Regions from separate parts of the Mus musculus genome. Here all the other regions are linked to region 2. The links are chromatin loops, found by intact Hi-C in ENCODE. Cell type or tissue: left cerebral cortex. All regions are shown on one strand. Region 1 overlaps Sorcs1 (sortilin-related VPS10 domain containing receptor 1). Region 2 holds the start of Sorcs1 (sortilin-related VPS10 domain containing receptor 1). Region 3 overlaps Sorcs1 (sortilin-related VPS10 domain containing receptor 1). Region 4 overlaps Sorcs1 (sortilin-related VPS10 domain containing receptor 1). Region 5 overlaps Sorcs1 (sortilin-related VPS10 domain containing receptor 1). Region 6 has its middle 280 kb from the start of Sorcs1. Region 7 overlaps Sorcs1 (sortilin-related VPS10 domain containing receptor 1).

Evidence for each region. A loop is a pair of places that touch in the nucleus more often than their neighbours do. Peaks named below come from ENCODE experiments on the same cell type or tissue, not always from the same donor. Only the 100,000 strongest peaks of a DNase experiment are listed, where the experiment ranks them.
Region 1: it touches region 2 in a loop (3-fold over the local background); 4 of 42 quality-filtered maps call a loop at or near these places.
Region 3: it touches region 2 in a loop (4-fold over the local background); 2 of 42 quality-filtered maps call a loop at or near these places.
Region 4: it touches region 2 in a loop (2.7-fold over the local background); 2 of 42 quality-filtered maps call a loop at or near these places.
Region 5: a loop joins it to region 2, with 4 times the contacts of the local background. A loop is called at or near these places in 3 of 42 quality-filtered maps.
Region 6: a loop joins it to region 2, with 4 times the contacts of the local background. A loop is called at or near these places in 2 of 42 quality-filtered maps.
Region 7: a loop joins it to region 2, with 4 times the contacts of the local background. A loop is called at or near these places in 4 of 42 quality-filtered maps.

What each region holds. Positions count from the first base shown.
Region 1 is chr19:50,373,169-50,377,168 of GRCm38, forward strand. The region is part of intron 3 of Sorcs1 (sortilin-related VPS10 domain containing receptor 1); the gene reads right to left. Among named protein-coding and RNA genes, the nearest start is that of Gm26629, 300 kb to the right of the region's middle. In left cerebral cortex, no CTCF peak of the experiment used is centred here; a DNase peak (open chromatin) is centred at 1,763; H3K4me3 peaks cover 263 bases.
Region 2 is chr19:50,676,529-50,680,528 of GRCm38, forward strand. It overlaps Sorcs1 (sortilin-related VPS10 domain containing receptor 1), which reads right to left and starts at 2,118. Exons shown (of 26, transcript NM_021377.3): 1 at 1,383-2,118. The coding sequence starts at 1,940. It overlaps Gm26629 (predicted gene, 26629), which reads left to right and starts at 877. Exons shown (of 8, transcript NR_166832.1): 1 at 877-988. In left cerebral cortex, CTCF peaks have their summits at 2,275 and 2,474; DNase peaks (open chromatin) are centred at 279, 631, 1,596 and 2,215; H3K4me3 peaks cover 2,640 bases; H3K27ac peaks cover 2,224 bases.
Region 3 is chr19:50,482,129-50,486,128 of GRCm38, forward strand. The region is part of intron 1 of Sorcs1 (sortilin-related VPS10 domain containing receptor 1); the gene reads right to left. Among named protein-coding and RNA genes, the nearest start is that of Gm26629, 190 kb to the right of the region's middle. In left cerebral cortex, no CTCF peak of the experiment used is centred here; a DNase peak (open chromatin) is centred at 2,123.
Region 4 is chr19:50,543,582-50,547,581 of GRCm38, forward strand. All of the region lies in intron 1 of Sorcs1 (sortilin-related VPS10 domain containing receptor 1), which reads right to left. Among named protein-coding and RNA genes, the nearest start is that of Gm26629, 130 kb to the right of the region's middle. In left cerebral cortex, no CTCF peak of the experiment used is centred here; DNase peaks (open chromatin) are centred at 2,415, 3,043 and 3,358.
Region 5 is chr19:50,256,902-50,260,901 of GRCm38, forward strand. It overlaps Sorcs1 (sortilin-related VPS10 domain containing receptor 1), which reads right to left. Exons shown (of 26, transcript NM_021377.3): 8 at 2,853-2,942. Among named protein-coding and RNA genes, the nearest start is that of Gm26629, 420 kb to the right of the region's middle. In left cerebral cortex, a CTCF peak has its summit at 2,307 (motif pointing right); DNase peaks (open chromatin) are centred at 184 and 2,317.
Region 6 is chr19:50,955,180-50,959,179 of GRCm38, forward strand. No RefSeq gene overlaps it. Among named protein-coding and RNA genes, the nearest start is that of Sorcs1, 280 kb to the left of the region's middle. In left cerebral cortex, no CTCF peak of the experiment used is centred here; a DNase peak (open chromatin) is centred at 1,717.
Region 7 is chr19:50,360,857-50,364,856 of GRCm38, forward strand. The region is part of intron 3 of Sorcs1 (sortilin-related VPS10 domain containing receptor 1); the gene reads right to left. Among named protein-coding and RNA genes, the nearest start is that of Gm26629, 310 kb to the right of the region's middle. In left cerebral cortex, a CTCF peak has its summit at 2,439 (motif pointing right); no DNase peak of the experiment used is centred here.

The sequences.
Region 1 (4,000 bases), 300 kb before region 2:
CTGCTGTTCCTGTTTATTCACATGAAAGGGAAATTAGTGAAGGCCGTCTTCATAGGCACTGCCTATCCCAACAGGAATCCAAGATTTAAGCCATGTTCAAGTCATCCTTAGTCATCTACTGAGCGAGCACCTACTCTCCACATGAAGAGCTATATCACCGTGATGAGGAGTAGATAGCTGATCGTGGCTGTTTATGTTATTTGGGATCTTGCGTTCTAAGGGAAGATTAATCAGCACGGACTCTCCAGCACAAGTTTATGGCACAGATTAACTGACACTTAACAGATCCTTCCAAGGCCACACAACCTTTGCTTTTCCTTTGCATGAAGCATGTAAGTCGCTTAACTATTAGGGATTTCAGTTTTGTATCTATTAAATGAATAAGTAGATTTTGGAAATAACCTTCTTTTAAGGTCCGATTCAACCTGATTTTCCTCAGCAATAAGTTTCAAGCACTCACCCATCATATCTCTTTGCTGATCCCCAAGACACACACATGGCATGTAGACCATTCGAACAAATGACATATATAATTAAGCAGGCCCATGGGGTAACAAAGACTCAGAGAGTCAATCATCAAACACTAATTTAGAAAGTGCCACATACAGCATGGTGATTAAAACCTAAACATCTGGAGAAAATGCAAACAGTGTTTAATGCTGGCAGGTACCAAGAGACTAGCAAGGATGATCAATGTCTTCGGGGGAACAAGGGTCCTATTTATAGGGTGAAAGCCTTAGAGGCGTCTCTCAGCAGGCATAATATTAATTAAGATGTGATAACAGAAAAGAGAAGGAGTGGAGACTCAAAAGCAACACAAGAAGTAAAAATCTAACACTGTCTTGTTTTTTTTTTTTTCAACTCCCTGCAAGGAACACTGCACAGAGATCACAAGATTATCGCACCTAAATGAATTGATGGCAGCAAGATAAAATTAACGAGTTTTTCTTTTTCCTTCTTTTATTTCCATGTGGCTTTGTAGCTTTAATCTCTGAGGATGTTATACACATCTTTGATGGGAGGGCAACTAAAGTTGGTCGGGAACAATAAGACAAGTATCACTGGCAAATCAAGCAGAGGAAAAAGACTTTTTCTTTTTCTTCAGGACACAAATAGACTTGGCAGAGGATTTAAAGGGGGACTGAGATTTCAAAATTGCTTTTGCATTTCCTTTTATTCATGAATATCAGCTCTTCGAGTCACCCTCTGATCGCACTACTTCTTTCAGATATGAGTTAAGTCATCCTTTCTCATAGCCGACTGTGTGTGTTGCCTCTACAAACTCAAACGAGCCGAGGGATTTATCTCGAACTGGACATAATGGAAGTATTCCCTTGTGACACACTATGCTAAATAGCTACCCCACCTCTGCTCTGGCACTTGGATCCACTCAGCCTTGTTCTTTTGAGACTATCTCATATATCAGAGACAAGGCACAGAGTTCTTTCTATAAGAAAGTCCAAATGAGCCAACTTAATACAGAGGGGCAGGATTTCTGTATCTCTTAGTCAAGATATCCTAGACTAACATATGATGTCGTGACAATTTCTTTTGTACCAGACATATCTAAGGATATCTATGGTAATTTATCTCAAACTTAAGAAAGAAATAGGCAGTTTCATTATGAATTTAAAGTATAAATGAGGGGCATATTTTTGGTTTATTTTTCCTGCACTGTGATCCCAGTGGCATCCTTAACAAGCCGCCTTCGAAGCTGGCTTGATGCCCACTGTTTGAGACACGATGAATGAAAAACAGCGCTTGTACTCACAAACAGCTAAAAATAGCACAAGAATGTGAAGACAAACAGGTTTCTGGGAACGCAGACAGTTATGCGGATGTTGTCTGCTTTGTTTCAATCGTTCCCACTGATGCAAAACACACAAGGGAAAATCTGATACGTGAGAAGCTAAATTGTCAGATAGCATGCAGGCGAGCCGAAAGACTCAATAACATTCTTTATATGAGTCTCCTTTCACTGGAGAGTTTCACGAATTCTGAACTGAAGGAAGCTGGAGAGTCTTTGCCCTGTGTGATTAAGGAACGCTGATGATAGGCTGTGTCTTCTCCTACTCTTCATTCTACACCAATGTCATATTTGGGGGAAAGATATTCACATTTTAAGATGTTACACAGGTACCATCTCTTTAGTTCAAATCTCTCCCTATCAGTAGGTTTATAGTTCATGGTGACAAATTTTCTTCAAAAGCAGAAAAACTGTACATAAACGCATTACCATGCCAACTGTATTGTTTTTGAACCACTGTAAAAGTATTCCCCATCTTCTAATACGTCCCAAGTCTACCAGAACCTTGGTGGCCCTGAAGGCTCCATTTACCTGCAGAGGAAACTATGCCTTGGCTTAAGTTCACTCAAGAACACTGTAATTCAAACATTATAGGACCAACTCTGCATCTGGAAGCATCACTCCTGAAGAAGCTATTCCCTCAGGGTCCTACACAGTGACTTCCATTTTTTTGTCTGGAAATACGCCTTTTCACGAGTCAGTTCACCTAAATGTCCATGGACAAATATCTAGTGGAAAGTAAGTGGTCAGTACAGGTTAACTATGCACCCCGTGGCATTTGGCAGAATTGATTTCACAGAAGTCTTCTGTATAGTTCTTTGTATCACACTTCAACCATTCTTCTGCCTCCAGTAGCCCACCCGGGCAGGAAAGGCACACTCTTAAAATCTGGCTCTTTAAAACAGAGGTGGTTTGGGGACCTTCACCATGTATCCATCAGCTACAGAAATCACTGCGATCAATATTTGGCATTGCAATCTTAAAAATCGTGTTCATTTCAAATAGCATCAATAAAGCACAAACTATCACTGGAAAAGATCAGTGCTAAGAGCTCTTTCAGCTAGAAATTGCCATCTTCTCTATAACATGCTACAGATAAAAACGACTTGGCCAAATCAACTGCCAGGAGGAACTAGATTCAAGGCAGGGACAGCGATTGCTAATTCTTAGTTTCCTCTAGCCATCACATTGCAATTACCATTATGGGGTGTTTGTGGGCAGAGCTTGGGGTGCTGGCCAAGCTTTTTCTTATTAAAGGTTGTACTCATAGAACAGTGCTAGTGTGGAGGTCTGAGGGCAACTTCTTCTTCCCTCCAACACATGGGTTCCAGCTGTCAGGCTGGACAGCAAGCTCCTCTATCCACTGAGCTGTCTCCCTGTCCTTATTTCTCTTTTTATCTTCAAACTTCATTGCCTCACGCACAGTTTATTGATTGTTAAATTAAATTTACTCAAAATGTGAACTAGAACTAAAATCAATAGAGGAGATGAGAATCATTTTAAAGGCAGAAAACAACTAAATCTCATTACGAAGCTGAAGGCTAGTAGTTCAGCTCCACATCACAAGGCTCTGCACAGCAGATCAAAATAGTTTAGATGAGATTATTGGTGATGGCCAAGTAAAGAGTCAATAAGCGATGCCGAGAGGGCACAGCACTCACACTGAGCCATGCTGTCTGATACTGCGCTCCCCAGCCAAATGCAACTATGCAAATGTAAGTTAATTAAAGTGAAATGAAGTTGAGAATTCAGTCCCTCAGTTACATTAGCCACATTTAGAATATTCACCAGCCAGTGGTTGCTCATGTCTAAAGTACTAGACGGCTTAGAAGAAAATTCTGAGTATCACAGTATGTTCTCCTGGACACTCTTCATTATAGGGGATAATCACTACTGTTACTCCCTATAATTTTATGAAGCAGGAGGAACAGGGTGGTGAGAAAGGGAAATAAAGAACAAACATTGATTAAGCCCGGACTGCTCTGAGCTCAACACTCAAAATGTCTAATTTAGGGCTGGAGAGGTGGCTCAGCAGGTAAGAGCACTGATTGTTCTTCCAAGAGGTCCAGAGTTCAATTTCCAGCAACTCTATGGTGGCTCACAACCACCTGTAATGGGATCTGATGCTCTCTTCTGGTGTGTCTGCAGTCAGCTACAGTGTACCTATATAGATAAAGTCTTTTTTAAAAATTG
Region 2 (4,000 bases):
TGAATAGAAATAATTTCAACTTTAGATTTTGCTTAAAAGGATTTCTGAGAACCTCCGGCAGCAGCAGCCCCTCATGAAGGCTGTGTTAGCTAGAAATCAGGGGCTGTCCTCAGTAGAGGGTAGACTACACCGCCTAATGCATGACACAGTATATTTTAAAACAGTTTCAACTCCCATTAAAAACCCAACAGTGAACACAGCTCAGTGAAGTGGCACTTGTTGGCAAGCTTCCTGGCAACATTTTCAAAGGTACCATGTTGCATCGACTGTACACATTACAGACACAACTCCATCAGCGGAAGGTCTAGCTGAGACCCTTCCCCCACTCCTAATCCCCGTTTTATAAACCTCTAACTTTTCTTATCGGCTTCATGGCACGGCAGCCTAGAGAACTTTACACGCTTTTAAAATCGTCTTCAGTTATTACCATCAAAGCTGGTTCGTTACTATTTCAGCGCATTGAAGTTTCTAGGTTTGGGCTAAACTGGGTAGCTTCCTCACATTTCAAACATTCAGGCTCCTCTGAAAATCGGAAGCTCCTGACAGAACCAGTGACTTGCACCCTAAATCTTCTCCCAGGGCCTGAAATCTCGTCCCTGTCTTCCTAATAAAGGGTAACTCAAATCTTTATTTCAGCTCCTCCCTAGAGGAGGTCAGTCGGTGGGAAAACAGGGAGTTGTTGTCACTGGGATCTATCTATCTGATCTTCCCCAGGCTGACCATGCCAGAGAACAACTGCCCTTTCATGGGCTAGAAAAGCCTGGCTCTCAAGATGCACTTGCTAATGCTGTCAGGAGATGCTGGGGAGCCTCTGCACTGAAACTTGCATCCGTTTGGTTCCCAAATAGATTTCTAATACCAAAGGGCACCTTATATCGTACTGCAGTTTGCCTTCTCCGGGGTAGAACAAGGGGCTAGGAGCTCTGTATAAAAATAAAATAAAAAGCCCACAGAGGCGACTTCTCCGTGTGCTCCATCAGTCTATCAGGTAAGGAAATGTCCCTTCAGGGGATTTCAGTGGGCTTGGAGATTTAACCCTTTCAGATCTTCATTAAAAATACTTTAACGCACATACAACCCCCATATTTGGTCTTCAGTTCTACTCTCCAGTGCCATTGAAGAAATAAAAAAGATCTGCCTGGTCCGTTCCAATTTGAACCTTTTGATCTGGAGAACACTCTGAAGGTGGCGGTGGGGGCACCCTAGTAGGCACCATTAACTCTTGGGGGAGGCTAGCTGGGAAGACTTCACTGTGCAGCATCTCCCAAGAAAGAAACCTCTTTGCCCCCCCCCCCTCCGCCCCCAATTCTCCGCCAGCTCTTACAGTGAAAGGTAACCCTTTCCTTCTCTCGCCCCTTTGCCCCCAGTTCCATTCTACTCACGCTGCTGTTGTGGCCAGACCAGTGGACCATAGCTTGGTTGTGTGCTGAGTCTCCTGTCAGAGCAAATGTGGTGCTGGTCAGTCTCAGCTCCTCCATCCGGAAGCGGGTGGCTTTGTCCGGGTCCCGTGCGCCAGTCCCAAGCCCCTGCTGCCCTCCATCCTTTAGCATGTCCCGGCGGCTCCGACTCGCACCCTCTCCGGGTTCAATCTTCTCGGGTTCCGTTCCACTCCGTCTCCTACGGCCAGAGCGTGCAGCGGTCGCCACTGACACCCTGCTGCCCCCAGCTCGCTCCAGAAACAGCGCACGGTCCCCGGGGGCCACTGCGAACAGGGGTCTCATGAAGAGGGGCGGGGGCGTGGCAGGAGCCCGACCCAGAGGTCCCGGGTGAGGAAAGCCTCTTGGGGTAAGGGTCCGGCGTGGGGTCGAGCTAGGGTGCTGCGGAGGGCAGCAAGAGAGGCTGCTGCAGACGCCGGGGGCTAAGAGCATCAGAAGCCCCGCTCCTGCAAGGAGCGCGCTCAGCCCGGCCGAGGAGCCGTCTCCAGCGCCAACTTTTCCCATCTCTGGAGCGTAGAGAAGCGGAGAGGGGGTCCCGGACCGAAGGCAGGCAGCGGAGCGAGGCTACAGGCTGACGGCGGCAGGGCGTGCGCTCAGGACCACAACTCCATCCAAGTTGGGCTGGGCGGCGGCGGGGCGCGCGGAGGCGGCGCCGGGCAGGTGCCTGCCGCTCGCCCAGGCTGGGCTTGTGCGGAGCGCGCGGGTTGGGACGGAGCTGCGAGCCACCGCCGCCGCCGCCGCCGCGCGGGGGTGGAGCCGAACTGAAGTCACGGGCGGAGAGGGCGCCGCGCGCCGGCTGGCGACGCGGGAGGGAGGGCGGGCTCTGCCGGGGCTCCGGGGCACTGCGTCCCGTCTCCGAGCTGCGCTGTGTCCAGGGCTGCGGGCGCGGGCTGCGCTGTCGCCTACCCTCCCCAAGGCGCGCCGAGTCCCCGCAAGCAGCCCGAGCAAGCACCCTTCCTCTTGGGGCGAGCAGCCCCAGGCTCCCGGAGCAGGCGCTGTGAAGGGTTTCCTATTCCTGTTTTCCCTTCTCTCTGTGGTTGTTTCTCCCCTTTTCTCTTTTTCTGGTCTTTTCCAGTTTAGAAGATGAGTGGGCTCTTGCTCTCCCTCTTAAACTGGGTGAGTTGGCATGTAGTCCTTACTTTGTGTGCCCAGGCCTGGAGAAGATCTCAGAAGGCAGCAGAGAGTGGTGCAATAAACTGTGTGTGTGTGTGTGTGTGTGTGTGTGTGTGTGTGTGTGTGTGTGTCCTGCTCAGTCTATGTGTGTGTGTATATATATATATAGTTGGTGAGATTTTCTCTCCTCTGTGATTCCTCCTAGATTTCAGGTCTTTTTAAGCACTCTCCAGTATTGAAAGCACTCACAGTTGACAACACAATTAAAGTTAAGATTCCCCAAGTATTTTGTAGTTATATACATCTTGGCAACTGTCCTTAAGAGACCATAAGCTCCTTGAGAGAAGGGAGACTCCGAAGTGACCTGTTTGCCGTATTATTCTCTGTGTTTGGTAACAGTGCACTGAATGGTAGCAAATGTAAGTGATTGGCTTGATGAGTATGTGTTGTGAGTTTGTTATAGATCTGTATATCAACAAATAGAGGAAATGTGTTGTATTCTTCTGGCATCACTGGTGTCTAGCTCAGGGTTGCTAACACATGCATTCAGATCCCCCCCCCCCCAGCAAGCCCGCGCTTGAAAGTGTTTGCTGTGGGACCTTCAGGTAATTGTGCTTCCCAAATATTAAATTAAGTGGTTGCAATACATGACCTTTAAAATCCTTTGTGACCCTAAAATTCTGTAATTATGTGATTATAATATCAATCCACCCAAGATCCCCTGCCTCTACTCAGAAATTGAGGTAATGATTTATAGTAGGTGGGAGCGCTTTGGAAATTGCAGTTCATCTAAAGCCAGGCCTTTTTCAAATTGTTAGTTGATGCCAAGGTTTAAATGCCATCGCATCTCTTTACCATTTCCACGCACCAAATAATGTCCTCTTGAGCACATGAGAATTATAAAATTATTGAAGGAATGTTTATGGATTGAATGAACAGATGTTATGAAATAGTGTTAATTCCCGTGTGCAGTTTGATTTTTGTTCAGTTTTGCACTTGGAATCATCATCTTACTCTACAAAATTCAAAGTTTGTGATGAGCCCCACTTGAAAGTAATACACAGTGATAATTAATCTTCAGTTAATGAAACCTTCCTGATGATACTCCAGAGGAACAACTTTATGATAAAAATCTATTCCGGGGAGATGTGACATCATGATGGTTCCTACAGCACACTGCAATCCCAATCCCGGAGAGACTGAACCAGAATGGTCTCCATTAATTCAAGGATAGGATAGGACAGGACAAAGTTGCAGATGTGTTTAGGCTACAGAGTGGAGCCTTATGTAAATTAAAAAATAAATAGACACATGAATAAATAGACAAATAGATAAAAAAATAACCGAAACTAATAAAAATAGCATTGTTCTTATAACAAAAGCAGTCAACGAGCAAGCACATAGGAACTATTTATATCAAGAATCAAAGCTGGGTGCCTAAACGTGTCCTC
Region 3 (4,000 bases), 190 kb before region 2:
AGTCAAGAGATAGTCACTAGCACAAAAGCCAGATCCCACAATTCACCCAATGGCGATTTCTGGTTTCTCTTACAGGAGGAGTTGGTGCAGTTCCAGAAGTGACTTAGCATGACAATTACATCAGCCCCAAGAGATGTCCACCTGTCCTCTCCCACATGGCCAACACTAGGTCCCTTTTCTGTGTGTCGAGCTCTCTGGACTTCAATGTATTTGCAGGCAGCCACAGCATTTCTTCACTCTTGGATTTCTCTACATCCCGCAGATTAAAACAGGGTCTTCAGTATTCCACGACCCGTTTTGCTTTTGCTGTAGTCTTGGTGTTTAGTATGGAGTTTACTAGGTTTGTATCACCCAGATAAAAATGCCCAAAGTGATCACTGTAATGCAGACAAATTTGTTTTGCCCTGATATATGAAGGTTTCATTCCATGGTCAGTTGGCTTCCTTCTTGTGAGGGCAGTTGCAAGGGAAGCCTATCAAGGCAGTAAATACAGGGTGGAGTAAAGCTGTTTAAAGAGAGGAGGTATCAGGGTCCCAATATACCCTTCAGAGACAAGACCCTTTGTTTTACCACCCTTCCGCTAAGCCTCATCGCTTAAAGACTCTATCACTATCTGTAACATGGAATATTTAGAAAGGTATGAGTTTTAAATTTTTATTGACTTCAAGACAATGGCAGGTTAGAGTCTTTTGTCTTATGTTATTATTGGTGTGTGCGTGTCTCTGTGTGTTTAGGATCAAAGCTGGGAGTTTGCACACGTCATCTTGTTTAGCTACATCCCCAGAGCTTTGGTTCGTTCACAGCATAATTTTATCTTTAAACTTTTGGAACCCTAATTAAGTCCTCTCATGAGCTGATCTTTCCGTTTAACTTCCTAAAGAACTTGTTTTGAGAGGAGATCAAGGGCTCCCAGTGGTGACTGAACGCATGGTCTTTTGCAGATGGATTCCAACAGATTATTTTATGCTATCATTATCTTGGAAGATGTAAGTGAATGTGTAATTGCACATCTTTTGACTCATCAAAAGGAATGGGGATCAGTAATAGCTAAACATCATTAAAGTGTGACAAAGGTAACATAAAGGCTGTGATACACACAGTCGCACGTGAGAGCACGTGTTTGTGCACACACACACACAAACACACAGAGGAAGGACTCAATTAAAAGTAGTGTAGCAAGTACAAACACAATTAGAGAATTAAAAATCAGTAAAAAGAGAGAATTGAATGTGTGTGTTAGGTTATCCAAAAAGCAGTTAACTTTTTTTTTTTTTTTTTTTTTTTTGCCTCTGGAAGTCACTTAATCCCCAAATGACCTTCATGTTTTGTGGCAGCCCCCACACAATTTACTGTAATGTTTATCTATGCAATATCCTCCACACGACTCTGAAATTAAGTGAGTCAAATAACTACTGCATCTCCTCTAGGGAAGTAAAAGACAAGACAACCCACAGTGCTTCTGTGGAGGCAGGGATGTGTAGCTAGCTAATTGAACACAAGATGCGGGGCAAGCGGCAGTACATGAAGGGCCCTAAGGGGAAATGCAGAGGCTTCTCTAGTAAATTTCCCGTGTTCTTCCTCTGAATCTATTCCCCTGCTGACTAGAGGTCATTTGCAGCTAAGACATAAGGCAACAACCCCACCCCCAGCAGCTAAGAGTTAGCCAGATGCTGGCACAGGAGAAATATCAGCCTTTGGTTAGAGCACGCCCCTCCCCCCCATCTCCACCCCAGTCTTCTGACCAGCAAGAGAACATTTGTAATAATAGACATTTGGAACCTACCCTGAAAATCCAAGAACTGGATATTTGACAGACAAACCCAAGCTTAGCAAATCTGTTTGATGTCTTAAAAAAAAAAAAGAAAAGAAATCTTTCAAAACAGAAGATTTATGATGTTTCCCACACTGAGGGGTAACTCTAAAGCATGCTTTCCCTCCAAACTCTATGGATGCCACAGTACCAAGCAGGGTGGTTTGGTGGCACCTGAGCACTGGGCTTCTCTTCTGCTTTCCCCTCCTCATCTACTGCTACTGAGTAACAAGATCCCGAAGTCAAACCCATATGCTCGCCTCAAGAAAACAATGTCAACTGTTTTATACTCTTCTTTCCTCTCTTTGTGACTCATTTTGTCCTAGTCAATGCGCCATGTGGCGTCCTCTCCCTTGAGACAGGAGAAAGGAGATTCTAAAACAGGTATTTGCCTTAAAAGAGAGCCAAATGTTTCCACAAGAACAAAGACAGAAATGCACTAAAAGGGAATAATTACACTTAATAGGAAGAGGAAAAAAAAAGCATTTTTAAACAAGGTTTCTCTACACGTGGATAACAACATGTCAAAGAAATTAAATAGTCCAAGATATCCAAAGCCAGATCTTAAAGACATAAAGATAACTTGGCCTGAAGAACAAAGACAAAAGCAGGTAAGTGGATGCATTGTTAGGGAACTATGATTCCCTGAAGTACGAAGAATATCCTATCCTAAACTACAAACCGAGCATCGTGTCCCTGTTTCCCCGTTCTTCCCTGTGTCCTTCATGCTTAGAGGGGAAGGGACATAATATCCTCCATTAAGTCAGTTCCTATTCTTGGGGGCATGGCAGAGGTAAGGCCAATATATGGTATGCGTTTATATGAAACTTGAAGAAATGAATGAACCTTGAAAAATTCAGGTCACTTTGTACTTAGGTGCAAACCTAAGAGAAGACTGATCTCTTTATAATAAGAGAATATCCCTTGAGTCCTGTTTCCCTCCAAGAATTCAATAAAGGAGAGAGGGGGGTGGATAGGGCGAGGGCGAGGGCGAGGGAGGGGGAGGCAGGAGAGAAAAAGGGATAGAGAAAAAGGCCAACAGCTCACATTAGAAAGGTGTAAGCAGGACTTGATAGGAGAGAGAAAGAAGAGATGTGAGCAGTGGTTATATCCTCCCAAATCCCTTACTCAATGGTCTGAGAAAGACTGATTTGTTGGTTCCTCCATCATCTTCTGTCAGCATCCTATGCCGTCTCTAAATGTTAAGCCTCTTGTTGTGTAACTCATACACAAAGGGAACACACCGTTAGGCAGCAAACTGCATGTTAATGATGAAGGACCCTCTGCTCCTGCACTTCCTTTTACGGCGATTTCACATCATGGGATACAGCGATGCTTTCCTTTCTTGCTTCCCCATCTTGGTTTTACACTGCCTTTCATGGTTCTGAGGAGTCAACTCCATTCTACAATATATTATTTTTCAAGAATGTTATAAGAAGTAAAGATGTGAATATTGTTATGAGCCAAGTGTCAGAATATGAATGTCACAAGAATATTAGAATTAAAATGGAAGTAATACATATGTATCATATATGTACATATATATATACATATATGTATATATATATATATATATACACACATATATTTTCTTCCATTTTCTGTAGAACATGAAAAGAAAAGTAACAAGAATAAAATATCAGATATTATCAGATAAAATCACTGTTGGGTCCAGCATGGTATTGGGAGGGGTCGAATGATGCGGTTCCCATCTCTGGGACAGGACTAGCAGGCATGGGCCTCCATGACTGTCCTGTGAGCAGCCGTGAGTGTTACAGATTGCTGCTGTGGGCATATGGCTTGCTTATATAATAATGTACATATTTTTGCATTCCTCCTTCAAGGAATGTCCCTGCTGACCAGGAGGTGAAGGTGTGGCTAATGTCTCAGCAAAATGGCAAATGGTGGGAACTTCAGGACAAACCTTAAGGCTGTGGAAAAGAACTCTGAAAACATGGGTTCAAAATTATATAATTTGTCAACTATGCAAACTATAAGGATGCAATATGAATTATATGAGGGGCTTCACAAGTCTAAAGGAACAAAAGTGGTTGTGCTGTGAGTCAACTTGTCAGTGAGATACTAAGGAAGGAGATAAAAAGATTTAGAGAGTGGTGAAGGCAAGAGGGCCCACCCAGCTAAGTTTCTTTTGTTTGTTTGTTTATGCTTACAGAGTCAAAGTGAATTCCA
Region 4 (4,000 bases), 130 kb before region 2:
AATATATTATAATAAACAATTACAATATATTATAATTATTATATACTTATAATTTTAGAAATATATAATATATTATGTATTATAATATGTTAGTTTCCCATTATATATAACCTATTATATATATGTATATTACATATGTATATATACACACATATATATGTATATGTATATATTTATACATATATCAGCAGTTAAAGTAAAAGAGGTCATGAATTTGAAAGCAAGCCAGATGGTGTACATAGGAGGTTTTTGGGAGAAGAAAGGACACAGGTAAAATGATGAAAGTATCTTATAATCTCACAAAGGGCTTCTGAAAAAGAAGCAGGTGGATCTCAGAAATTTCAAGGCCATCCTCCACTACAAGGTATGTTCCAGATCTATTAGAGTAACACAATAAGAGCCAATTTCAAAAGGAGAAGAAAAAGAAAAAAGGGGAGGGAGAGGAGGAGGAAGAAGAGGATGAAGAAGAGGAGAAAGGGGGAGCAGGAGGAGGAAGAGGAGGAAGAGAAGGAGGAAGAGGAGGAAGAGGAGGAAGAGGAAGAGGAGGAGGAAGAGGAGGAAGAGAAGGAGGGAGAGGAGGAAGAGGAGGAGGAGGAAGAGGAGGAAGAGGATGAGGGAGAGGAGGAGGAGGAGGAAGAGGAGGAAGAGAAGGAGGAAGAGGAGGAAGAGGAGGAAGAGGAGGAAGAGGAGGAAGAGGAAGAGGAGGAGGAAGAGGAGGAAGAGAAGGAGGGAGAGGAGGAAGAGGAGGAGGAAGAGGAGGAAGAGGAGGAAGAGGATGATGGAGAGGAGGAGGAAGAGGAGGAGGACTAAGTGAGCATAATGAACAAAAGCAAATGTCCCTTATAAGCCATGAGTTCCACTTTTACTCGTATCTAGTAGTGATGTCCTGAAGATATGAACAAGGTTATCAGGTTAGTATCACCTGCATCATCCCCAATATCTGTAGAGGGTGAATCTGATAAATGAGCTGTGGAATATTATCACAAGAGAAAATTACAAAGCCATGGAATGAACCTATTTCTGCTACATGGAGGAATCAGCGCGAATTGATTAATTAATTAATTAATAACAGACAGAAAATAATTTTATACATAATATAGGCAAATCATATAATAATACAGGCAGAATCAATGCAGTAGAGTTGGAGTTAGAACATCAGCTTTGAAAACGAACAACAGCCATGGGGCGTGGGATACCACAGCTTGGCCTCCGAGGAAGTCCCAGGAGCCGGACAGTCACTTCCTGGTCTTCTCTCATTCTTTTCCAAAAGCTACAGAAAGCAATCTGCAGACATTTGTCTGAAATTCCTTACAAGGTTCTCAGTGAGACATGCAAATGTATGGCTTACCTCTGGAGCTGTGGGCACAGAGGAGAATCTACAAAACTGGCCTTGCTCAGTACCTCTTACAGTTTATTACTGTCAGACCACACCTCCCGGTTTATCCAATCTTACTCCTCTGTAATTATCCATCCTCATCACACCAAGGCGCACAGCATATCAGGTGTCCTGGCTCTTCCTTTCGGAAGGATAGTAAATGAACTTACAGGCATGCTTTTCACTTGCTACTCTGAGTTTTGTGATGGGTGTCTCAGCCATGAAGGGAATCTCAGCCCATTTACAGAGCAGCCCTCTTAAGATTAATACCCCCCAAACATCCCATAATTAGCTGATGAATCTAATGAGTGAATTGCAGATGTGGACGACAGGTCTTAACTCTGGGAATTATAGACGGCCTGTTCTTGTAAATGAAGTGTTTTTGAAAATTAAGAATGTCATTATACATGCATACTGTTTACCTTCAAACATTTAAGAGCCTGCGCTCTTAGGCTGTGGTTCCTTAGAGCAACAATGGGATAAAATTGAGCACTAAGTCTTCCTTTTTTAAGGGAACATTCATGTTTTTTGTCTCACCACTGTGTCTATCATCCTATTTTGGTAAATCTTAAATTTATGTTTTGACAATTCACCCACGCATATAATACTCATACCCTTTCATATTTCACTCCGTCCCCTATTAATCACCTCCCTTAACTCAGAATCTCCTCCTCATCAATTATTTTTCTGACCAAATTAGTTATGATATAAATAAGAGCTGGGGGCTGATGACTATTCGTTCTAAAATCAACAACAATCATTATAGAGCACCCAGTTGAATCCTCAGTTCAGAGAGAGAAGGAAGGGAGAAAGGAGGGAAGCATTTCTTCACTCCTTTTCTGCAGGGCTCTGCAGGCTCTGCAGGCAGCGCACCCCTTGAAGGCTCTGCCTAACAAACGGTCCAGACACAGAGTGTGCTCTATCAAATGTGTCCTCTCAAGAACTTTGCAAGTGCCAAAGGCAAGTGCAGATGGGCCGAGCCTTCCGTGTCAATGGCAGCTCTCTGTCAGATGTACACTGTATGTGCTGTGCTGTCCTGAGACCGCTGGGGTATAACAAGCTCTACCCTTTTGGAACTTTCAGTACACAGCCCCAGCACAGGAATTGGCTGGGCATACAGAGGAAGCAAATGCCAGAAGGAGTGTGGCCAACAGAAGAGATGCTCTGTGTTTCCCAGAAAGGAGTGACCACTAAACTATAGAAAATCTGAGAAGGCTTTCTAAAAGTAATCAAATCATCTGAGAAATTGACCTAAAATTCAATGAGCCAAGGTTACCCTGCTCCCTCTTGCTAGGCAAAATCCATCTCAGGTCCCTTATGCTATGACCAATGAATAGAAGTCAATTTGGGATAAGACCTTTTACTTCAAATTATCTAAGTCACTTTACCCAGACAGAATGGAGGAGATAATACAGGGCTGGAACAAATGCCTTTACCTTTTATGCTAACTAAATGTACAGTCTCTAATCTCAGAGCTGTACTAATGGGCTTTGGGGGGAAAAAAAAAGAAAACACTACTTTTTTTAGACTCGCATGTAGTAAATGGACTGTAGTACCGAATCAGAATGATCTCCAAATGGTTTGGGCTGTAGGATTTTGTTTCAAAGTGATACTTTAAAATGTTTTCTGCAATATCTATTTTTTGAAATCCTTCTAGAAGCTGGGAGGGGGATGTCTGGACGGCATATGCTTTGAGGATTTAACTTCTGTTGCTATAGGATAGCTGTTAGCACTTTAGAAAAAAAGATAAAGAAGAAGAAGAAAAAAAGACAGGGATATCCTTTAATGAAGAAACCTGTTCCAAATACATGAAGGATTTTGTTTTTCACATAATATATCAACACTTACCAAATCAAGATCCCTAATAATGTGCGTTAAGGTAATTCTCTTCCAGGATGTATGCTTTGAACCAAAAACCACCAGACTGTGTAGAAAATGTGCTGAATTTTTGTAGCTTGTCTCTTTTCCAATTATAACCTTTCCCACATGTCAAGAGCAGACTTCTCTATGGATGTGGAGGATATGCACAGTTTCCGTAGAAAATCCATTTTAAAGTATCTTGTCATATCACAGCGATCCTGAAACTTCCCAGAGACACCCCCAAAATAAATTTCCAAATGAATCTACCCCAGCTATCCCAATATAACTCTCTTTATACATATATTATAAACAAACTTATTAATTCTAATAATTTAATTGGAGTATCACAAATTAAATACAGAAGCAGGCAGTTTTGCTATTTATTGAGTGCCTCTTCTATGATAGATACTTTTTTTAATATAGAAAACCATGATTAAAATTGTCCTGATCCAATAAAGTAAAATAAGGAAACAGACATAGAAAGCATCCTTAAGGCTTTCAGTATTATATTATGAATTAATGGTGAGGTGTGTGTGTGTGTGTGTGTGTGTGTGTGTGTGTGTGTGTGTGTGTGTGTACATAGAATGGAGGGAGGGAGGGAAGAATGTTCTTTACATGTTCACAGACTGTACAAGATGAACCAATAGACTTGTGTTTTGGAGGAAGATATAAATGCAAATTTTGTGTGTGGCCCCACAATGCTACAGGAGACAGCCTATGCAGGAGAACCATGTGGATTTAAAGATAAGTATATTTCTCTGCCAA
Region 5 (4,000 bases), 420 kb before region 2:
TCACCATCTGATACAATGTCAGTAGGTGACTCCAGAAATGGGAGCAGGGGAAGAGATGATGTGCCTCTATGCCTTCGGTCAGCATGATGCTCTGTTCCTTTGCAGGTGCAGCCCTGGCTTTGAAAGAAGGCCAAGTAACACACGAGCTTTGAGGCAAACCATTCCACCCACACTGAGGCTTCTCTTTGAAGCTATAATTGCATTATAATGAAGCTTCTCTTTGCTTTATGTAATAAACACCCACCTGGACCAAATAATCCATGTATTCGCTACACTAGCTCCCATGTCTGTAGTATCAAGGACAATGAATCTCTGCTTCGTACTCTGAGAACTCAGATGCAGTTCAGTCCTGGTACATGATCATCTGGGTGGCAGGGAAGAGTGTGGAGTAGATGACCAATTCAGTTTCAAAGGAAATTTTGCTTTCCGGATTGTCTAGAGGCCACTGGGGACACATGTCAGCAGGGATCTTTGTAATAACTAAGAACAGGCAATGTAAAATACCAGTCCTCAGTCTCCAGCAGTGTATAAACAAAAGCCTCTTTGATTTCATACTAGCATTTCCCGGCCCCCTTAGGCCTGTGAGGCCTTCCCCTTCCTCCGTGTTTAGATAGCACATCAAATTTGGTGAGGTGAAGATCAAGCTACCGTGGAAGTCATTCATTTCCTTGCAAAGGGACAAAAACCATAAAGCAAAACAAAACACAAATACTAGGATGGCTGTTAGAAAAATCTAACCTCACCTGTATGGCAAGTAGAATCTGGTTTTGGCTGGGATTATTCTGTGAAGAATATGCTGACCCTAGAATTAGCATGCGAATGCCTGAGATCAGTAGTCCCCTGACTTAGGCTCAGCTCTGCACTCTGCATACCTCCTGAATGAAGGTCTCCTGCTGCATTGCCTATAAATCCTGTTTTCAAAGTTACAAATCTTCCAAGTTGCCTTCTTCGATTTTTGGTGACTGAATCACAATTCATTTCAGTGTGCATCCCCTGAGGGGCACTTTTTGTTGTTGTTGTTGTCTTGTTGATTGTTTGGTGTGTTTTTCCTAGTTGACATCTCCCTCTGGAACCTTCCTTGGAGACTATGTTGGACAATTTTAATTATTCGCAGCCCTTCCTCTGTACTCATGGATTTTATTCAATGTTCATTCCTGGGCTGATTTTGGTATTGTATGTTCTTGTTCTTATCTTATTGGGGTAGGAAGAAGAGTGACCAAGACCATGGTCAGTTCAGTGTGTGTAACATCACATAGAGACATGTGGTCCCGTGCAATTGCCGTTGTCATTCACCTCCTATTAGTGTAGAACAATCATAACTAGGAACCCGGTGTGGTTCTCTAAAGTGAACAGTGTGCATTTGATTCTAATAGGTGGGAGTTATTAAAACCCGTTTACTGCTCAGCAGTGGTGGTGCACGCCTTTAATCCCAGCACTTGGGAGGCAGAGGCAGAGGCAGATGGATTTCTGAGTTCAAGGCCAGCCTGGTCTACACAGTGAGTTCCAGGACAGCCAGGGCTACACAGAGAAACCCTGTCTTGAAACAAACAAACAAACACCCTTTTACTGATAGGGTAGGTAAGGAGAGCATTTTGCCTGGAGATGCCAGCACAAGCTGTTAACCAAGCTCTCCTGTAAGAGGCCAACCCCTGCCTCTTGTGCTCTCTTTGCCCATCATGAACAGTCCTGGGCATACAGCTGGTACTGCTTCAGCAGGGAATTGCAAATGCAAGAAAATACAAAAGAAAGATGAGACTTCACTCAAAATAAATGTCGTCATAGCCTGTGTTCAACTTTCAATGCCAGGACTTGAGTTGGCCCTTCCCAAAATCTCTATCATCTGTAAACTGCTACAGCCTGTGAAAGGCTGGTCCTGCTGATCTAGCGCTGTAGGAGCGTCGTGACACAAGGTGACAACAGGATAACCTGGAGGAGCCCGGGTGGGGATCCCGTACTGATGGTGTCACAGAAACCAGAGACCTCTCACCAGACCAGTGACTCATTGCAATGGACATTTGCAAGTGAAGATGTGTGGACAGAGGGATCTACTGTGGGACACACTACAGCTTCCACGGTGAGTTGTTTTCTATGCTTTGTTTTGTTTTATTTTTGTGTGCGTGGTTATGTTTCTTATTTGGGAAGGGGAGAGGTTGCAGGGGCGGGGGAGCCGATGTGAGGGGATGGGAAGACGAGAGGGGCTAAGGTGCAGGGTGTGAAACTCACAAAACAACAACAAATAAAAGAACCCACAGAAACAGATTGCTAATAAGCATCCTTTGAAAGCCCACATCGTCTGTTCTCCACTAGGTGGCGCTCCATATCAACACAGTTTTTCAGAGTTTGTGGCCAGAGCCTGCGGAAGTCAGTGATGAAGGGTCTCTCACTTTTCCACTCTTTTCAAAAAACGAGTGGCTAGGGAAGTCAGAACATTCAGCTGTGTTTCAGGTGTCTAAAAATAACCCGATTCCTAACTCCCACTGAGAACAAACGCCACACTATAACATAAAATTTAACATTTTGCTGTTTTGATTCAAAAACGAACATACTGATTGTGAATATTTAATATTGAAAGGCAAAAACGAGGTTATTATTAATTAACCCATATGTCCCTACAGGAAGACTTCCAAAGAAGAAAGAGAGCAGGATAAGGACCCGGGGAGAAAGGGGACAAGATGAACAAAGAGGCGACAGAAGTCGATCCTGACGGAGCAGGGATCTCATTGGGGAGGCTGGCAGTCGATTCTGATGGAGCAGGGATCTCATTGGGGAGGCTGGCAGTGACCTTGAGGATGGGGTGGTGGGCTGGAGCTGAGAAAGGAGCTTTGAGAGGAAAACAGGAACCAGACAAGTACCTTGGGCAAAGCGTATTTCGGAAGCTTCATTTGTGCAAACGGGCTTCTTCGGTAGGACACATAGTAATGTGGTCTTCCTCCTGATGTCAGCTGCAGAAGAGAAACAAGGTAGTAAGAGGAGCTACGGGAAACATTTGGGGTCACAGAAGAGAGGCTACCTACCTGAATGATGCAGGTAGCGGCCGCACAGCAGCAGAAAGGACACCTGTCAGTAGCCCACATTTACCAGAAAAGCAACTTACATCCTGTCCAGGGGATTCTCAGAGGCCCAACAATAACCATATAATAGACAAAAAATGTAATTTGCAAATCTGGACCAATGGGCTAGAGAGATGACTGGATGGTTAAGAGCACTTGTTCTTCCACAAGAGTGGGGTTTGAATCCCAGCATCCACAGTGCAGCTCACACCCATCTATTTCCAAGGGATATGACTTCCTCTTCCGGACTCCATGGGCACCAGGTAGGCATGTAGTACACAGACATGAAAGCCCAAAAGAAAAATTGCTGATTCACATAAAAGATATATGTGTGTGTGTGTGTGTGTGTGTGTGTGTGTGTGTGTGTGTGTGAGAGAGAGAGAGAGAGAGAGAGAGAGAGAGAGAGAGAGAGAAAAGACAAAGATAGATAGATAGATAGATAGATAGATAGATAGATAGATAGATAGATTGACAGATAGACAGATAGACTGACAGATAGACATGGATCTATAATGTGATTCTAAAGCTAAGAAACTGTCAATCTGCTCTGCTCTTTCCAGCATTAGAGGCCTCTGGAGATATTAGCTCTCTGCTTTTCAGCAGTCAAGCTTTTCAGCTTCAAGTCCTTGCTATTCAGGTTGCCATTTGGGGCCAGAAGGCAATAAATAGTCCACGAACGACAGTGAAGGACAACCTTCTCATTTCTCATCTCCAGGTACAGAGATCCTGTTTGATGGCATCACATTGATGCCTAAGGGTTATGTCCAGGCAAGTTAGCAGAAAGCCAGGTCAGGTTTGGGTTCCAAATTGATTCCGAGGCTTTATTTTTGGTGGGAAAACCATGGAAACTGGCACTGTTTTGTCCAAAGCAGGTCAATGAATCCAGAAGGGTCTGTAGGACAAGGGAGTGGTTTCCTTCCAGACTTGAATACCGTGATGAGCAGAGTAGA
Region 6 (4,000 bases), 280 kb after region 2:
ATCACCACCAAATATTAAGGCCAACAGCAAGAAAAAGGAACATGATTTTCAGACATAGGAGTCATTTATCTAGTTTAGTGTCTTCTTAGGTAAGAACTTCAACTACCAACATCAAATTAGATAAAGTATTTAAAACAACAGCAACAAGAAGACAAAGAAACAAAAGAAAGTGAAAAGCCAATACTACCTAGAGGAAAACTACACGTTAGATTTTCATGGAAGACCATAGAAGTTGGATTTATCTGACAGTACCTAACATTCTGTGTTTACAGTAAGTTTGTCTCCATAGAAAATAATGTGTAACACACAGCAACACATAATAATAGACACAGTGGAAATGTGAGAGCAGTAAGACACACACAAAGGAAAGCACTGGGGGTGATAACAAATGGGAATGAGCAGAACCTTTAGCTGAGTCAGTGGGAGGCTGGACACGTGAAGAAAGATCTCATGAAGCTGAACTTCTATACACAGAAGAGACCAAAGTGAAACAAAGAAATATCAAATGGCAGAATACAGCTGCGATTGAAACTGTGAGAGGAGAAAAGGAAAGCAGGCTGTCTGGAGGAATAATAACTGTTTCCAAGAGGTTAAGGTGGCAGATCTGGAGACCTGAGAACATAAGAGTCCCCAAACCACCATCTATAGTTATGTTTCCACCCATAAAAACAAAAAAAATAAAAGAGAAACTATAAAAGACAGTCATAAGAGGTGCAACAAAAACCACTCAAGGGTCAGTGGAACAAACATCAGAATTTTAGAATACTTTGTTAGAAATGCTTGCTTGATGTGAATCACATAGAGAAAAAAATGGTAAATTTTGAGTAATGAATAGGAAAGACTGGAGACCAAAATTCTATATAGGTACAAAAATCTATATCTAGAGAAAACATGCTTTAAATATGAAAGAGAATATATGTTCTCCAATGGATGGGTGTTCTTTTCCTGGAGAAATATGAAAAATGTCTGCTCATCATAGATAGGAAACAATACCTTACAATGAAATCTATGCAGAAGACTGATTCATGAGTAATGGCTTACTTATAAAAACACGGATCTTTTACAAGCAGTTGAATCACATAAAAGCCTACCTACATGAGAGTCACACAAACTGCATCCCTACAGACCCCTGTACAGCCTGCAAGCAGCTTATCAGGTCTTAGAGCCTTCTCTTTAAGGCACTTCCTTCATCAAACTCAAGGAAATATTTACATTTACAAAAGAAAGAAAGAAAGAACTCAAAAATTGAAATAAATTAAGACCAGTGAAAATAATGTTTTTTCCTTTCCTTTTAAAAACTGATCTAGTCTAATAATTTAAAGTATATTTTAATGTCTTTGACAATAGCAAAATGGGTACAAATATACATTAAAATTGATAAATTTTGTTCTATGTGTTAACTCTAAATAAACCTTTAGAGAATATTATAAATCTTGTTATTCTAAAATATCATTTATAATAGTACCTAAATGTAATTTTTTTTAACACAACAAAACCTGGGTTTTGTTTACAATGACCTGGGTGCTAAAAATAGTGAGATCTAACAAAGGAAATGATATCTTTGAACTTTTGAAATTTTGACAGAATTCAACTCTGCAATTGCACAGCTGATTTTTCTTGTTTACCTCCTGGTCCCTAAACTCCATCTGAATTTCTCTGTGACTCATTCCTTCTGCCAACAAACTCACAAAACTCACTGTTTTCATATGCTGTGGTTATATTAGGCTTAACTCAACTGATCCGGAATAGCTTTCCAATCTCAAAGTTGAATCATACCTACAAAGTTTTTTTTGCAAGAAATATAACATTTATGGTAGCCTTGGGTAAAAGTGCTTGGGAACATTTTACAAGGAGCATTATTCTATCACTAAATGAAATAAGAATGCTACAGAGATGCTAAAGGTGCCATCTGTCTTCCATCTTCCCTCCTGCTACCTATCTCCTATGTAGATAGCTATATAGCTTTAATCTATCATCTATAGTTTTATCAATTTATCATCTATAAGACATGCAAAGAAACTTTAAATGATCTTATCAAAACAAAAGATTGATAAGAAAATTTGAAAATAGATGAGTTAATATAAAATATTGAGGGTGCATATCTTAATTTCTTGGATAATTTATTCTTAATTCCTAATCCCAATATTCTCAGAAAAGAAGTCACTCAAGAAATGTTTGAAATCCTGCTAGCCACATTCTTCACAAACTGCTAACTAAATCAGCAGCTTGGAAGTCCCCCAAATTCAGGACCTAACCAAAAGAACAAATCATAAGGAATAAAGAAAAGTAAGTTATATGGAACCATTTTTTTACAGACAGGTACCTCCTAGGCAATCTCCTGAACCATAAAATAAAAGTCCTGAATAAAGTCAGAGTAAAATTAAAGGTCAAATATAGAAGGACAAATGGGGCCATTATAGCATATCTCCCTCAGAACCCTGTTTAAGGAAGATCAAAGACACAACGTGTTTAAAATATTGAAAAGGAGAAAAGGCAAGGAACAGAAAATGCTCTAAGTAAACTTTTATAAAAGTAGTAAATTTCAAAAATAAGTCAAGATAGGTTTTAAAAGAATCCAGCCTAAAGCAGCCAATTTTCACCACATCTGACAAGAAATATTCTAGAACTTTCTACAGTCTAATGATCATTTTAAATACTTGTACAAACACAGTTGAAATCTTAACATTCTTTTTCTCTGTTAAAAGCATTCACCACCTTAAAAGATTTCCACAAGAAAATGAAAAATCACTGTAAACATTTCTACAGTAGCCATTGCATGAACAGTTAGTGGTGAATTATTCCCCCCCCCCTCCACACACACACTGAAGACACTTGGCTATGTACCATTCTCTCTATGTGCATCATTGTTCAGGGGATCTTGAGCACTGACATAAAGTCAGTTAAAAAAAAAAAAAGATGGAACAAATGAACCAGGTAAGTGACAACGAAAATCTATTCATGGCTTCTTCATAATTTCTAGCTGTTCCTTATTCACTAATTCCAGATGATATTGTATATTTTGAGATTATATTTTAAAATAGAACCTGATATGAAGTTGAAATCTTCTATAGATTTTAAAATATAGATGTTCTTCGCATGCAATATTGATAGATATAACTTATGTTTCTTACTTATGTAATATATTTTGTTCTTGCAGTTGTCGTAATCATGGGCAAAGCCAGCTTGTTAAATCTATTCCATAATTTTTATTTACCTCCTAGACTCCTCCTCATATGTTTTCTATTAGTGCATTCTAGGCATGTAGAACAAGAGCCATTAATGAACTTTCGAAGGCCTAAAGAATTGACGTTTCATGCTCGGTGACCATAAAGTCTCTATTAATATAATTGAAGCTCTATTGTCATAACATAAAGCAACTTTCAGTGTATATATGTATATACATATACATACACATACACATATACATTATACATATACACACACATACACACACATATACATATACACACATATGTATGTATAGATAGATAGATAGATAGATAGATAGATAGATAGATAGATAGATAGATAGATATAGCTGTGATCCAGTAAAACTTTAAAGATCAGGTACAGATTCCTAGAAAATACTTTGCCAATTCTTGATATGAGTCCTATATTGGATATTAAATTTCAACTTCTATGCCCAATAAAATTCTAGACTTTATATCAGCCACCATGTGGTCCTTAGTCAACATGGAGGAAGGCATAGTCTTGTCTCTGAAGTTGTACAAATGAAACTTAAAACTTCTCATATCCCAGCCTACTATAGGCTTTTTCTTCTCACAGTTTTCTAAATAACTCAGATTATATTTACTAAAAGCTTAGGAGAAATTATCTCTTGATGTCTCACAGATATTTTGCACCATGAATAGTGTGTGAGCATTGCTCAGCTTGTACCTATAAATAGAGCTACTAAACAATATCTCAAAAAAAAAACCCATATGATTTATTTTGATTTTTTTCTGAACACATAACTCCCAAGTAAGTAATAATTGTAAAA
Region 7 (4,000 bases), 320 kb before region 2:
TTCACTGCCAGTGGTAAAACAACACAGCGTGAGGTTCCAGGAAAGTCATGGGTTTGGTTTGCACTGTCTTGGCCTGGCCTTTCTTTTTTCTATCCCAAATAGTCAGTCTCTCTCTCTCTCTCCCTCCCTCCCCCTCCCCCTCTCTCCCTCCCCCTCCACCCCTCCCCCTCCCCCTCTCCCTCTTTCTCTCACATGCACACTTGAGCTCCAGTTGAGCTCTTGTGTTCCTCTCATTCTGGCATGCTCCTTCCCTACCTCTCTCTCATCTGCTGCTGGCATACATATATAATATAGGAATAAAATAATGGACTTAGAATAAAGCTCAGTGTTTAGAATGCTTGCCTAGTTTTTAAGAAGACTAAAGATCAATAAACAGAATATCAAAAATCAAGCATAATAAAAATAAATTACAGATGCCTTCGTTCACATAAAAAGTCCTAGACAAAAAAAAAAAAAAAATCTCCTCCAGGCTCACAGGCATTGGAAGTGAAGTTTGATCTTGTGTGCAGGGGCAGGAAGTGCTAGCGATGAAGGAACTGGCTTTTTTCCCCCCTTGGCTGAGATGCTCTGTAGCCAGACTGCCCTTTTGAGAAGCCAGCATGATCAGGCTGCTCTGGTCTCCTAGGAATACTTCCTCATCATGCCAGGCTCTCTCTGCTGGCCGTGTTTAATCCCACTTGTCTCTGAAGAAACTTGAAAGATACAACAGCCAAATTGCAAACAGGAAAAGAGTGACAGCCCAGCTTTGGCAACACTAGGGCAGAGGGAGGCTGAACCACTGAGTACAAAGAGAAAGGTTGATGGAGCATTGGGTGGTATCAAGCCATTCATTTCCACTACAGCCACCTCTCTCCTCCATATACATATACCTCTCATTAGCTCTCCTCCACTGGAAACACCCTCAGAGTCTACTGTGACTCTGCTTCTCTGAGAAGGGGAAAGAAACTTTATCGCCACAATCATGTATATGTGTTCTCACTCATGAGGTACTTCTGCTGTTGGTGGTTGTGTTTGTTACTTTAATTTCAGACAGATCTCCTGTTTGTGGTTGAGCTAGGAGAAGCAATATGGTTGAGGACTAAAAGGCACCTATGATGAATACCATGTTTGCATCACTGGAAGGTGATGGGAAGATTCAAATTCAGACATAGTTTACTGACTGTATAAATTGGTTTTTCACTCATCATCAAGATAAAATTTTAAGCCAGACATAATAACCCATGTCTTTCATCCAAGCATTTGTGAGGCAAATACGGAGAGATCTCTGTTAGATGGAGGCTAGCCGGGCTAACACAGAAAGTGTCAGACCAGCCAAGACTATCTAACTAGAACTTATCTCAAATAATAAAATAAAGAAGCTTCGAGGTGAACTTGAACCTCTCCCTTCTTAGTCAAGTAAGTGAGGAGGGTGGAGAGGGTCTTAGACTCGTAACATGAACTTACCTCAGAGACTGGAGATACTGAGGGGAGAGGGGACCAACAGCACAAGGTAGGGGTGGCTCATGGAGGAAGAGCAACAGAAAAAAATCTATGTGGGAAAGGTTACAATGAAACCCAGTATTCTGTAGGCTTGTTAGAAAAAAAAATAGTTAATGAAAGTTGCTTTTCTCTGGAGCTGGACTAAAGTCCTGGGCTTAGTCCCAGCATGGTAAAACCAAGCCAAATTTAATAAAAATAAGCAGAAATATCAACAACTGTAAAAAAAACATTATTCTTAACAGTCTGCACTTAAAGGAATGATAACCCTTTTTTTTTTTTTTTACTAATTTCCCAGTGCCTTGCTTTAGAGTTTTGTTCTCAAATCTGTTTTCTTTCTTTCTTCTTCTTTTTTTAAATCGCTGCATGTGTTTTGTATTGTTCAAGTTTCTCTCTCAAGGGCTCTCTGAATAGCTGCCTCTAATAAGCCTGGGTGGGAAGCCCGTGTTTCAAACCAAGACACAGCCACTTGCTGTGCGGAGGAATGACGTGAGAGCCCCGAGATAATGGAGCAGACCTTTCAGGGTACAACATTCCAGGAGGCCCTCCTCCCTGGACTGAACAAATAAATGCCTTTGGAAACGCTGCAGTTCTACCCTTCCTGGGCTCTGCACAGTTGAATTGCTTGTAAGCATTCTTTGCCATATAGTGACTATTCATCTCAGCGTCTTCCTTTCTTCTTTCCTTCCTCCATTTCTTCTCTTCTTCCTTCTTTCCTAGGTATTAGAACAAAGGGTCAATGGCTGTCTGTACCCTCCACTTTCCTACATCATTCCTACAGGTTGTGAATCCTATTTCCTTACAGCTGTGCTCCTCTGTCGGCTCCCTGACCTCTCTCCTACCCAGAAGTCAAATATTCAATACAGTTGTCTTTCTGGGAGAAAAAAAGAAAAAAAAAAGCCTAAGAATTTATGTCAAAGGTACAAATTGCAATAGTTGAATTCAAATCAAATCCTATGTTGTCCAGTAGAGGGCAGCTAGCTAGCTCTAAAATCTTAACTTCAGAAGCGGAAAAACCTTACCCACTTGTATTTACAATTAGAAAGAAAACAAAAACAAAAACAAAAACAAAAACAAAAACAAAAACAAAAAACAAAAAACAAAAAACAAAAAACAAAAACAAAAACAAAAACAAAAAACCAAAACCCATTTAAAACAATGCCTTCCTGTTAGTTCAGCGAGCCTCCCGTGTACAGGAAAGTGTAGCCCTTCCCACATGCTCAGCAGAACTTCAGAGCATGGGGTAATGGTAGGATGGGGAGTTTCAGAGCTATTCCATTAGAATTCATGACTTAGAGCCCCGGAATCTATGTCTTTACAAGCAACTAGGATGCCACTTCTATGGGGTATGACATAAGAACTTAGTAGCAACTCGGCCCCTCGATTCCATCAATTCCCTCAAAAGGACCTGGGCACGTCCTGAGCATGTTTGTGCATATTGAGAAAGGCCAAAGACTTAGCTATAGTGCTCAGCTACAAACAGCTAAGAAAGCGAGACCGTGGCACCTACCTAACATCTACTGTGCAACCCCGCAGAATGACTGTGGCCAAAGGGAAATTATAGCTTTTCGCTATGTGTGTTTAATATGTGCGTCCCACAAAGCTTGGGGAAAACTCTCTAGGTGGCCAACTCTTGCAGTTCTTAGCTACGTGTCCTGAACAATGCACTTCCTGGAGGTTTATTTTCCTCACCTTTGCAGTGCAGTTCTTAAGACCATCCTCATCCTCCCAGAGTTTCTTGCTTCAGTACCAGCCCCGATCCTGTGTCAAATCTCTCCGAAGGTCTTACAGTTGTACTTTATAGCGTGTACTTGGTTATGTTCTCTACTTTGAGAAGCAAAACCTTTTCCTGCTTTTTTCCTCCATTGAGAAGCATGAGTCACAGCCACTCCAAACCCTGCTCCCTGAAAGTGGCGTAGATATTTCCTGGCACAGCCTAAGTCTACGCCAAACAGCTCCCTTTACTTCTTTTCCCTTAATTTTAACAGTTTCCCTAAAATATCGGATAAAATATAAAAGATAGATAGGCTAAATGTAATATGCACTATGACGATGACAATGTAGGTAGAACATTTAAGGTAACATTAGGACTGGGAGTTCACATCAGAGCCCATAAGCAAAGCTAGCCAAGAAAAGAACAATTACTGACTACCCAGTATGCCCATGCCATGAGGAAAAGTCAGTTTTTCAGCTGAGAATCCATGAAGCAACATCATTCAAACAATAGAGGCTACATCAAATTAGATACTTGCTCTGTTTGCCAGGCACATCACTCCTCTTGCCTCTGGGCACAGGTAAATATTGTGCATAGATGGAGATACCCTGTTGGCCCATCAGTTCAGCACTAAGCCAGAACAGGGAATTGTGCCCAGTTAGAAAAATGGTGAATCAGAGAAGGAAAATGCTGCAAGGCTCCTTCTGCCATGAAAAACCTATGAAGATGGCCACTGTCCCCAAATGTAAGCATTGAACTAGAAAGCAAACATGGCCACCAAATTTCTTTTACTCTTTTACTCATTTACTC